Regions from separate parts of the Mus musculus genome. Here region 2 is linked to region 1. Evidence: chromatin loops called from intact Hi-C (ENCODE). Cell type or tissue: gastrocnemius. All regions are shown on one strand. Links, peaks and the distances in the headings refer to the core of each region. The heading gives the core; the rest is flanking DNA.

What was found. Peaks named below come from ENCODE experiments on the same cell type or tissue, not always from the same donor. Only the 100,000 strongest peaks of a DNase experiment are listed, where the experiment ranks them.
Region 2: it touches region 1 in a loop (10-fold over the local background); 1 of 42 quality-filtered maps calls a loop at or near these places.

What each region holds. Positions count from the first base shown.
Region 1 is chr16:29,785,113-29,790,742 of GRCm38, forward strand. No RefSeq gene overlaps it. Among named protein-coding and RNA genes, the nearest start is that of Gm46567, 26 kb to the right of the region's middle. In gastrocnemius, for the core only: no CTCF peak of the experiment used is centred there; a DNase peak (open chromatin) is centred at 3,002.
Region 2 is chr16:29,709,655-29,714,969 of GRCm38, forward strand. No RefSeq gene overlaps it. Among named protein-coding and RNA genes, the nearest start is that of Gm46567, 100 kb to the right of the region's middle. In gastrocnemius, for the core only: no CTCF peak of the experiment used is centred there; DNase peaks (open chromatin) are centred at 1,932, 2,452 and 2,798; H3K27ac peaks cover 831 bases.

The DNA.
Region 1 (5,630 bases), core at 393-5,392:
TTTCATTATTTTTATTTTTTATTATTGCTATAGTTTTGGAGGAAAAATATCTATTCTAATAATTTGTCTATGTTGAATTAGGTTGTCTTTTTATTATTGAGGTGTACACACACACACACAAACACACACACACACACACACACACACACATAAACTTGCGGTGCGCGTATGCCATGCAGTGCTCTTAGAGGACAGAAGAGGGAGCCAGATCCCCTGGAACTGGAGTTGCAGATGGTTGTGAGCTACCATGTGGTTGCTGGGAATTGAACCCAGGTCCTCTGGAAGAGCAGCCAGTGCTCTTAACTACTGGGCCATCTCTCTAGCTCCTTCTTTATTTATTTTAGATATAAATTTCTTACCACATATAAGGTTTGCAACTAATCTCCTGTTCTTTCACATGTCTTTGTTCCTTTCCACTGGTGTCCTTTGCAACACAAAAATATCTTTATTATCAATGAAATCTGACTTGCCCAGCTTTTCTTCTGCTGGTCACACTTCTGGTGTGTATCTCAGAAACCATTGCCTGATCCACAGTCATTCCCATGTTGTCCTCCACAGTTTTGTAATCTTAGGTTTATGTTCAAGTTTCTAGCCAATTTTGTTTTGGTCTTTTGTGTGCTGCGAAGGATGGGAAATTCTTCTCATGGTTCTCTCCCGGTTTCTGGCAATTCTTAGCATCTCTGGGCTTGTAAGTGAGTCATTTCACTCTCTTGCTTTCCCTTTAATGTGGATCTGTATTTTTCTCCTGTGCTTTGTCTTTTCCTGGATGATCTCATCTAAAAGTCCTGCATGTGATTAATCTGAGAAGACCTGATTTTTAAATTTTGTTTTAAAAGGCACATCTATCTATAGGTACTGGGAGCTGATACTTGTCCATACTGGGGAACAGTGTTTGTCTCATCAACTTCCTGTCTTACGAGGCTACTCCTCTGTTCACATGTTTATCAGAGATGGTAGGAATACATACAGGGTCCTCCTCGTCCTCATCACCTTGTCCTGGACAGCACCACTGCCTACTGGGGACACATGTAACAGAATACAAAGAAGAGGCTGGGAAGAGCCTTGAGGTCAGAAGCCAAAGAAGAAATGGAAGCCCAGGCTTTGACAGAGAAGCCAGGCGGTGGGGGGCAGAACACAGTTAGGGCAGAACTATTACTGTTGAGGTTGGCAGGGTTTGGGGTCGGTTGTGTGAGGGGGCAAGGAGCTGTCACCGAGAACTCAGGCCCTGATTGCTGAAGTCACTTCAGAGCATGTGAATGTCGGTGACGGATCTGTATGCAGGACAACATGGCTGTATTTTCAGCAACCCCTGCTCTGGCCTGGGTTCTGTTGAGCTGCCCCTGCAGTTGGAAAGTGTGGGCTCACCATTAATTGCTTCTGTTTTCACTGGAGCCTCTTCAGACAGTTCCCCGGAACCAGTCTAACTCTCCAGTCCTCGCTCCTGCCGAATCCACCAGCATCTCACTTCCTCACTTGGCAAGGCAATCTCGATGTGGCAAAGCAATTCCCACGCTTGCTTGCTTTCACACAGTTCCTTGCTACAAACCCTTGCCACCACAAACAGGACAGTGAAGGGCGTCAGTGTGTGTGTGCCACGTCTCACTTAGAGGTGACTGTGGAACAGCTGCGGTCAAGAAATGCTTTTGCTTCCATATCCTGTGGCCAAGGAGATGACCACACAGGGAGTGGGAGGGTGGTGTGTGGAAAGGAGGGTCACCCTGGCTGGACCTCAGGGCCTGTGAGAATCTCAATTAAAGAGGTGTCACTGCGTCCCATTGAGCTGTGTCCTCAACCTCTCCCTTTGGGAAGGCAGACACTGGGAACAAAGGAAAATGGATTCACATCATAAAAGCTCCCTGACTCTTCAGCCAGCCAAGGAACAGAAAGTCCCATATAAATTCACACCAGGTGGTTTGAAGGGAAGCACGTCACAGAAACATGACAATCAACAGAGCCATGTTGGATCAGCCGTTCGTTCCACTTCAGCCACTGAAGATCAGGATGGAGAGTCTATCCAGGAAGAACCCAGTGAGTAAAATATTTTGACACCGGAAGAGAATATCCTGACAGCGCTCCCTCCATCCGCAGTCACGGCTGTGGGACATGGAGGTGAGTAAGTATAGACATGGACCTGTAACATCAAAGGTGGAATATATAGGAAGGACCCTCCTCTTAGCTACAATTTCCTCACGTTCAGAGGGAGGCGTGCGACATTCTCTACCACCTCCCCTTTTTCTTGTAGTGTTCCTTAGCTCATGGTCTGCATCCTCAATGCATAAAAAAGTCCCTCTGAATCAGCCCGAGAGTGAGAGTGCTCTGCCCCACTCCAAGTCACACTGAGAGAGTGACTCCCAGGATCAATTAGCACAAGACAAAATTAGCTGGGTTCTACCTTTGGAAGAATTTGAAGCCATAGTAAACCAAAGACAGGCCACTTGGACTCCAGTTTCAGTCCCACCGTTAACGTAGTCTGGTAGCTTGCAGCATGCTATATCAGTGGGCCCCCATTTTCTCTCTGTAAGGTAATCTAAGATCATTTAATTTTTGAGAGTTCTGGCAACCCGGTCTTCTACCTGTTTTGCAAATAAAGTTTTAGTGATACATACCTTCAGCTATTTATTAAATATCACCTCTGGCTGCTTTTACGCCTCAATGGCAGAGTTGGGTAGCTGAGGCAGACAGCTGCTGTGTGGGCTAGAGCTGAAAATAGTTAATACCTGATCCTTAAAAGCAAAAGAGCTGGGTAACTACACCACCAGAGAGGCTGAGGCACGGGGAGAAGAGACTATTTGCCAAAACACCCTAAGGGAATCAGGGCAGAAAATGGAAATGTCTTCTTCTGATTTTTCTCTGCCAAAAGTTCTCCTGGCCCAAAGCTCACTATCTGAAGATCTGAGCTATGCCTGAGAGCCAGCTAGAAGACCAGGAGCCTGTCTCCTGGGAGAAGCCTGTGGTCTTGAGTAGAGCCTGAGGCTCCAGTGGTAGGGGCAGTCTGCCTGGGTTCTGTCTGGCTCAGGGTCAGCCTGCTGAGCTTCTGAGAGGAGCCAGCTGAGGCTCCTGACAGGCAATGGTTGAGCCTGGAGTCTGAGGAGAGCTGGCTCCCTAAGCCCTTTTAACCACAGGTCCCCCAGATCTAGGTAAACTTTCCTTGGCCTTTGAACTACAAGGGGACATTTCTTCTTGCCTCTGTACTCACTGGCTGTTTCCGCCTTCTGCCATTTATTAATCTCGCTGGTTAACCATTGAACCCAGCTCAGCCTCCTCTAGTTTCCAATCCTGTTCTCCCTGTTGGCTGCAGACAAGGGCCTGCACTAAACAAACCTAAGGTTCTTTTCTTTCTTTTCACAGCTGAAATCAACTGATAAAAGAGGTGGGGCTGGGGTGCAGTTTGCTAAAAAGACACTCCCTAAAGCCCTGGTGAGGAGGTGAGAAACCCTTTCCAAGGCAGGCCAGCTATGTTTAAAGAAATACATCACTGTAACACACACACACACACACACACACACACACACACACACACACATATACATACACACAGACACACACACACACACACTCATACATGCACACACACATACAGACATGCACACACTCACACAGCTTAATCAGAGTAGAGGCATAATTTAGAGAAGATGTCTATAATTTCTTCATCGTTGAATCAGATTGCTTGTCTCTAAACACAAATGCCATTTGAGTTTAGCTTCCCCAGTTAAAGATGCATGCTTTAGAGGGGGAGCATGCCAATTGTCGTAGTGGTAGGGAGCTGGAGGGAAGGGGAAGGGGAAAGGGAAGGGGAGAGGGGAAGGGGAAGGGGAAGGGGAAGGGGAGAGGGGAAGGGGAAGGGGAAGGGGAAGGGGAAGGGAAAGGGGAGAGGGGGACCAAGAAGGGCCTTCTGAGCACAGGGTTTGGGGGCTTGACATCAGCCACACCCTAGTTTCCTTTAGAGTATTAGAACTCTCTAGAACACCAGCTCTGTGAGGACCAGCATTTTATTTATCTACTGCTACATCCCTAGCACCAAGCCTAGTGCCCAGCAAGAGGTAGGTACTTAAATATCTGTTAAATGCATGGGTGACAGGATGCAAATTAGTGGCCTGGTCACTAGTCCCAATCTTTTGGGAAGATGGACATTTCACATGTTCATTGGCTCCCCTTCTGATGAATCCGGAAGCCCTGGCCCAGTTAGGACAAAATTCACAAAGGACAAGGGGGAGGACCCCCCTGAACCATTAACACAGTTCCAGGGACCTAAGTGTTTGTCTATCAAAAAACTCAGAGACAGTGCCCAGCACAGCCCCTTTCTGTGGCTGTCTGCCTACCATTGAAAGGGACAGATTTCCACCGTGGACATTTCTACTCTAATGACTCCCACTGCTGTGAGCAGTAATGTGTGCTGGGCAACTCATCTGTGTTTGTCTTTAATGCCCATGATAGCCTTGCTGTGTGGTGTGAGCCCTTTTATAGCTTAGGAAAAGAGCTGCAAGTGAACTTGCCAAGGTTGGAGAGCATAGCTTGGCCTGTCTTATCTTTGGCTGACGACAGAGACTGTACCTTGTCTATCACGTATACTTCTAGTTCTACGTACAATGCTAGAATTGGCTGTTGCCCTAACTCAAGACTGCATAGTTACTCTTTCAGTTACTCCTTCTGCTTCTAACCAGCTCCAGAGCCTGGGGGACCCACTTCTCTCTTGGCCTCAGTTTCCATATTCTCAAATCCAGAGACCTGAACAAAATTACTTTGAAAAATCTCCCATGGTTGAGTCTGTAAGAGGCGACTTTATTTTCTCAGAGGTCGCAACTTAAGTTTGCTTTGGAAATTTTAACAAGAAGAAAACCATTTATTGAAAGCAGCTCAAAATATCTCTTGCTTTCTCTGCTTAGGGACACTCTTGAACACCCTGCTAAGGCCTGGCTCTGCTCCTTTTAAAAAGAACTGACCTGTAATAGGGTTCTGGACTCAAGTGGGCACCAGCACCAGCCTGTAACCTCTCACTGCAGTTTCTCTCTAGTTCAGAATGCTTCTAATGTGGTGGTAAAAGCAGCTGGTCCCTTCCAGTGGAAGTTCCTGGCCTCAGGCAGCCTCTGGTGGAACCCATAGACCTGTTGGCTCCTGAAGTTAATTCCATTGTGATGAGATGGTGGGAAAGGGTGGCTTTGGAGAGGCAAGGAGCCTGGAGAGCCAGCAGTGCTGAAGGTGGGTTGGACTCTTAACTCAATCCTTGTTGCCCAATGGGGAAATGTGAAAACGTCAGGATTCTCAGCACTAGCTGGGACACCGCTTCTGGTTTCCAGACGCTTCTGCAGCAGAGACCACAATGAAGAAGGACAGACATCTAATCTACCTGGTGGAGACCCACCTGGGAGTCTCCAAGTTTCTTTACCTGGGGCCCTATAAAGGGAGCCTCTGACCAAGCCTGAGCCCCCTAGCTGGTGGTAGAGCTGGCACTCACATTGGAAACTAACTAAGCAGCTGCCTGGATGTCCGATGAGGGCATTAGGAAAAGAAAAGGTTGTAGTTTGTGCTGGTCCAAAGGACCAAAATCTGGAGCAGTTGTTTGAACATTTGGCCACTTTATTTAGGCAACCTTGAGGACAGACCATACTAAGATCAAGACCATTAGTGATGTC
Region 2 (5,315 bases), core at 1-5,000, 76 kb before region 1:
GTGTCTGCTTCAGTGAAATGTCCCTCCATGTGTTTGCCCCAGCAAAACTCCATCCGACACAACTGACTTTCCAAAAGAACCCTTAAGTTTCCATTTCATTAGTCTCTTTTCTGTTGCTGTGACAAGCTACTACATTATTGGCTTGAGGCAACACTGAGTTAGTGTCTTATGATTCTGTAGATCAGAAGTCTTTTGAAATTAAACATCAATGTGTTGGCAAAGGTGGTTTCTTCAGAGGGCTGTGGGGAGAATCCATTCTTTATCTCTTCCAGATTTAAGATGCTGCCTGCATTTCTGGTCACATGGGCCATCATTCTAATCTCTGACTCCATCATCACATCCATCATACCCAGACCATCAGGAATAGTCTTCTCATGTCCTGGTCTGTAACTTAATCACATATGGAGCCCCCGTTTCCATAGAGTGTTCATGGGTTCTGAAGATAGGGAGATGCACATATTTCAGGGGCCATTATTGAGTCTACCATACAATCTAGACTTCTGCTAGACATGAATGTCCCCTCATAAGCTCAGTGCATGTGCTGATAACTGACGCCTATATGCACTGGTGAGGCTATGAGGGCTGGGTCTCAGGAGCAGGACATTACTGCTGATGTCACTGGCATGGGTTGTCAATGAGAGAACCGCTGGCTGACAACAAAGTGAGATTGCCCTACCTCCACCATGCCATGACACAGCAAACAAGGCCCCAACCATTGCACAGTATGTTCCTGTGTCACTAGTGCCCACAGTGTCCTAAAGGAATTGTGCCCCTCACCACTCTGTCCTTCACTTACTCTGCCCACCCACACTGGTGCCCACTCATGCCCCAGCCTTAGTTCTTTTGTGTTATCTGTGGCTGCTGCTATCTATCTATCCAATGTTATAGCATTGCTGTTTCCTCTGCTTGCTGTTTGGTCTCCTCTGAACTGTAATTCCTCAAAAGTATGCAGCTTGGTCCCCTTCTGTAACCAAGAGCAGTGTCTCCTGTAACCAAGAGCAGTACCCGACATGCATAGGTGGTCATGAGTGCTACTGGGTGAGTGAGAGAAAGGAAGGCCTTTCTTTGTAGGTGTGCCGGGAGCCAGAGACACTCCAGTTACTCTATCTGTTCTTTCACTCACTTCTCCAATGAAGTCTTATTAAAACTCCTGGTTGATGATATACAGACACACACAGGCTGATCTCGATACAAAGCAGGTTTCAATACAAAATATTATCTTAAGAGTTCAAAATGCAACGAGACCAAGAGGAAAGATAGCGCAATCTGCTGTTGGTTTTGGGTGACTGGAGGTGGCTTCCTAGAGGAAGAAGCCTTTGACCAGGCCTAGGTGGATTCCCAGTTATACCAAGCTGTGGTGCCACTATCCCTAATCAAACTCAAGTTAACATTTCATCCCCTGTGGAATTGAGATATGGGTCTAGGTGGGATTTTTGAGGGGCTCTCATGAGTTGTTCATTCATGGGTTGAAGATTATCTGAAAGGTCTTTTGTCTAAGCCAATATTGGCCCTGTCTCTTGACTGTGTTGTGACATAGAGTCACTACCAGCAAGAGAACTATCCCTAGATATAGTCCTAAACCTTAGACTCTCAAACTTCCAAAAGTCTAAGTAATTAATTTCTTTTCTGGCTAAATTATGTAGTCTCAGGCTTTCAATTAGAGTAGCAGAAAACAGACCAAGACCTACTGTGAGCCTCAGGATTCATGGCTCAAGGCAGTTTCCAATATCCAGCAGCCTGATGGGGAACAGAGCAGAGTCTAAGAGACACACAGCATCCTCTTTTGTCATGAAGGCCTAAGAGGAGAAGAGACCAAAGTATCACATCTGCTCAGCACTCATAAGGTCAGGCCAGACTCAGTGCCTACAGGATGTTAATCTGGGAGTAGGCAGAGAGCTGGGCAGGAGATCAGAGCCTTCTCAGGGAGGGACTGGTGGGAGCCAGGCCAGCAGGGCTGCCTGGAATCTGGGCCCTGGTCTCTTGTGAGGACCAGAGAGATTGTCATTTGAGAATGAGGATAGAATAGCAGGCTCATGCAGCCTTCAAAGGCAACCCTATCTTTCTCTCTCTTCCAGTGGCCAAATCCCATGTGTTCACAATAGGATGGAGACACTGTAAAAAGACATCTGACTTGTGGTCCTGGCTATCTCAGATCTGACCTTCTGTTCCCGTTTCAGACTTCAGAGTGGAGTCTTCTTGTTCAGGCTGCTGGCTCTTATTTTCTCCTGCATTCACTCTAAGCATCTTCAGAGACTCAGGCAGAAACCAGCCAAGTGGAGACCTGGTTTTGGAACCGTATGTCTCTGCCACTGCCTCCTCCCTCTTGCTGAACTCTTGGCATCAGGCGCTTCATCACGGGTTTGAGCATGTGATGAAACTGGACTGTGGTGAGTAGAGAGTTTCTGAATAGATGTGCTCCCGGATGATGTCACCAGCAGTGACCCAGGAGCACCATCTGGGTGTCTGGCAGGGGTTTCAACTCGATGGGGCTGCAAACAAAGTAAAATTGGTGTCAGCCCAAATGATGGATGTGACATATGGGCCCGATTTCTGGGCTACTGGCTCAGTCCGGGCCTCTTCTAGGGTGGCCTGTGCATGTGGTACCCACAGCAAGTTGGGCTTGGCATTGACATAGAAGGTCCTTGCTTGCTTTGTCGCTTTTTCTGGGTCAAAGTAAGCACGCTGGCCATCTTGTTGAAGTCAAAGATGGCAACAGAGCCTGGGTCACTGCCTGCCCCGTTCCCACATCTGCTCTAAGCCCTACTCCCTCAGAAGGAGGTAGTGGCAAGCAGTCTGTAGCCCCCAGGTGGGCCCACTTCCAGTCAGCTGTGAGGATGAAGAAAGAGTTTGGCGCACTGCCCAGTCATTTGATGTAGACCATTGCTATGCCTATGGGGCAGGAAAGTACCCTGGGTATCACTTTCATATGTAGCTCAAATGATAGAGAACATGTTTACCCTTTGGTAAACATATTTGTTTACCCATGGCAGAGTCCGTTTAAGGAAAACCAGTGACCCAGTTCTTAGTTCCCAGTTTTGCCTTAACTCCTGCCCCAGCTGTTGTGGGCTGGTGTCAAATGCAATATCTGAAGTGGCAATGAATGACAAAGGAGAAACAGGGCTGAGGCAAAAGTGGGGAAGCAAGGAGACTAGCCAGACCTTAGCAGAGACTGATATAACTGAGCCTTGGGGCCCCAGGCAGGAGCCTGAGGACGAGATCAGCTTTTGGTTCAGGTTCAGCTCCAGCTGCTATAAAGTCTCTGTCAGGAACTGATTTTGAGGTTATTTATTTAACGTCGAAATTAAAATTAGCTAAAACAGCTGGGCGGTGGTGGCGCACTCCTTTAATCCCAGCACTTGGGAGGCAGAGGCAGGCAGATTTCTGAGTTCAAGGCCAGCCTGGTCTACAAAGTGAGTTTCAGGACAGCCAGGGCTATACAGAGAAACCCTGTCTCGAAACAACAACAACAACAACAACAACAACAACAAAACAACAAAAACAAAACAAAACAAAAAACAAAAATTAGCTAAAACACCCAAATGACAAAATATAACAAAGCAACACCTCTTTTTCATGATGAACATGATCAGTAGCATCCCTCTACTCTCCATCACACACACACACACACACACACACACACACAAGTACCCACACAATTGGAAGCAGACTTCTGGGACTGAATCTCAGCTCTGTTCCTTTCTGGACCAATACAGGTGATTGACAGGTTCTCTGTGACTACGTCTTTACAGAGGAGGTAACCATAGAGATTATAGTTTGAGCAGCAAGTGTGCAAAGGTTGGTGGGGGTCTTAGAAGGGTCTGTAGATGAAAGTGAAATCAAATTATCGGGACTCTCAAAACAGCCAGACTCCTATCCCTGTGCCCCCACCCCAAGCTTTCCTTCCCTCTTCCAGCCCAGGTATGTCATTTGGAGTAGGGTGGATGAGAGTCAGTTGCTCAGGGCAAACTGCTCTTTCCCTGAACATTCCAGTTGTGTACTTGGATCAACAAATCCCATGCCTCTTGTTCCAGAGAGGACCCTCTCTTCATAGTTCCCAGGTCGCAGATGTATAGGCTGGGCCTCCATTACAGTAGTAGCTCTGTGCGGGATGCCCACAGGTCTGTGTCTCCTATTCCTAATGCTCAAAGCTTCCCTGGCCAGGAGGTGCATCCCTTGGGGCCTCACAGTACTTGGAATATAGGAAGAGCTCATTAAATGCTTGGTGAAAACAAAACACAATAAACAGTCCTTCCTGATGTCACCTCTCCCATTTACGGCATGGCCAGAGCACAGAAGTGATAGATGTCAGCTTCATCTCTGGAGGCCCAGAGAGGGGATATTAGTGTGGGAGCATCCATGAACAGCTGTGCAGAGTACAGTGGCTCTGAATCTTCTGCCTTCTTTGTAGGCAGGCCTGGTCTCTAGCTCTCCCAGTATTGTTACAGGGAGCCTACCAGAGGTGACCAACTGTATTCCAACTGACTGTCATTATACTTGGGTATTCAGGGACCCAGGTATAGCCCCAAGTGTCCAGAACATGGGGGCGTTTTAAGGCAAGAACCACATCTAGCATCTTGCTCAGCAGCTTCAGGAGGGGCTTTGCAGATGCAAGCAGTTAGCTGGAGGGACTTTGGCACAGGCAGGCAGTTTAACAGAAACAAAGATAAGCTAACTTATCTTAGGGGCATCTTGACCTCAGGTTCCTAGAATAGACTTTGGTAATTTTTCATGGAATTCTCTAAGGAGATCAAATTCTAGTTAAGCCTGAAATGGCCTCAGCAAGAATACAAGATGCAGAAAGCTCTGCTCGGTCTTGCCCTGTCACACAGTTCATTCTAGAGCTCCCCCCCACCCCACCCCCGTTCCTTCTCAGCCCTTCTCTAGGCCCATCAGTATGCCCTGAGGAGGAGACAGTAGCTCAGGATCTGAGCACACAGTAAGTCAGGACTAGGATGGATGGACTGACTGGTCGGAGATCCAGGCCAGAGTTTGGAGAACAAAGCTATGACAGGTGTGGCCACTCAGACCTAGCTGCTGTCCTGTATCAGTCACAAATTCCCAGGAAGCAGGCGGTCTGCGCAGCAGACATTTGGGCTCAGAGCCATTCCCTAGTCTCACCCCACCCTGCTCCCAGCCGTGGTGTGGCTGGCATTTCTGCGGTAGGATAGATGTTTCTTGGTAGTGAGGCAGAAAACATGCAGAAAGAATTGTGCTTCCCCCCTCCCCAGCCCCCCACTTTGGCTGCATCAAAAGGTTTCTGGCTTCCAAACTGTGACATGGAGACATCCAGTCCTTGCCTGGGACGCAGCCAGTCT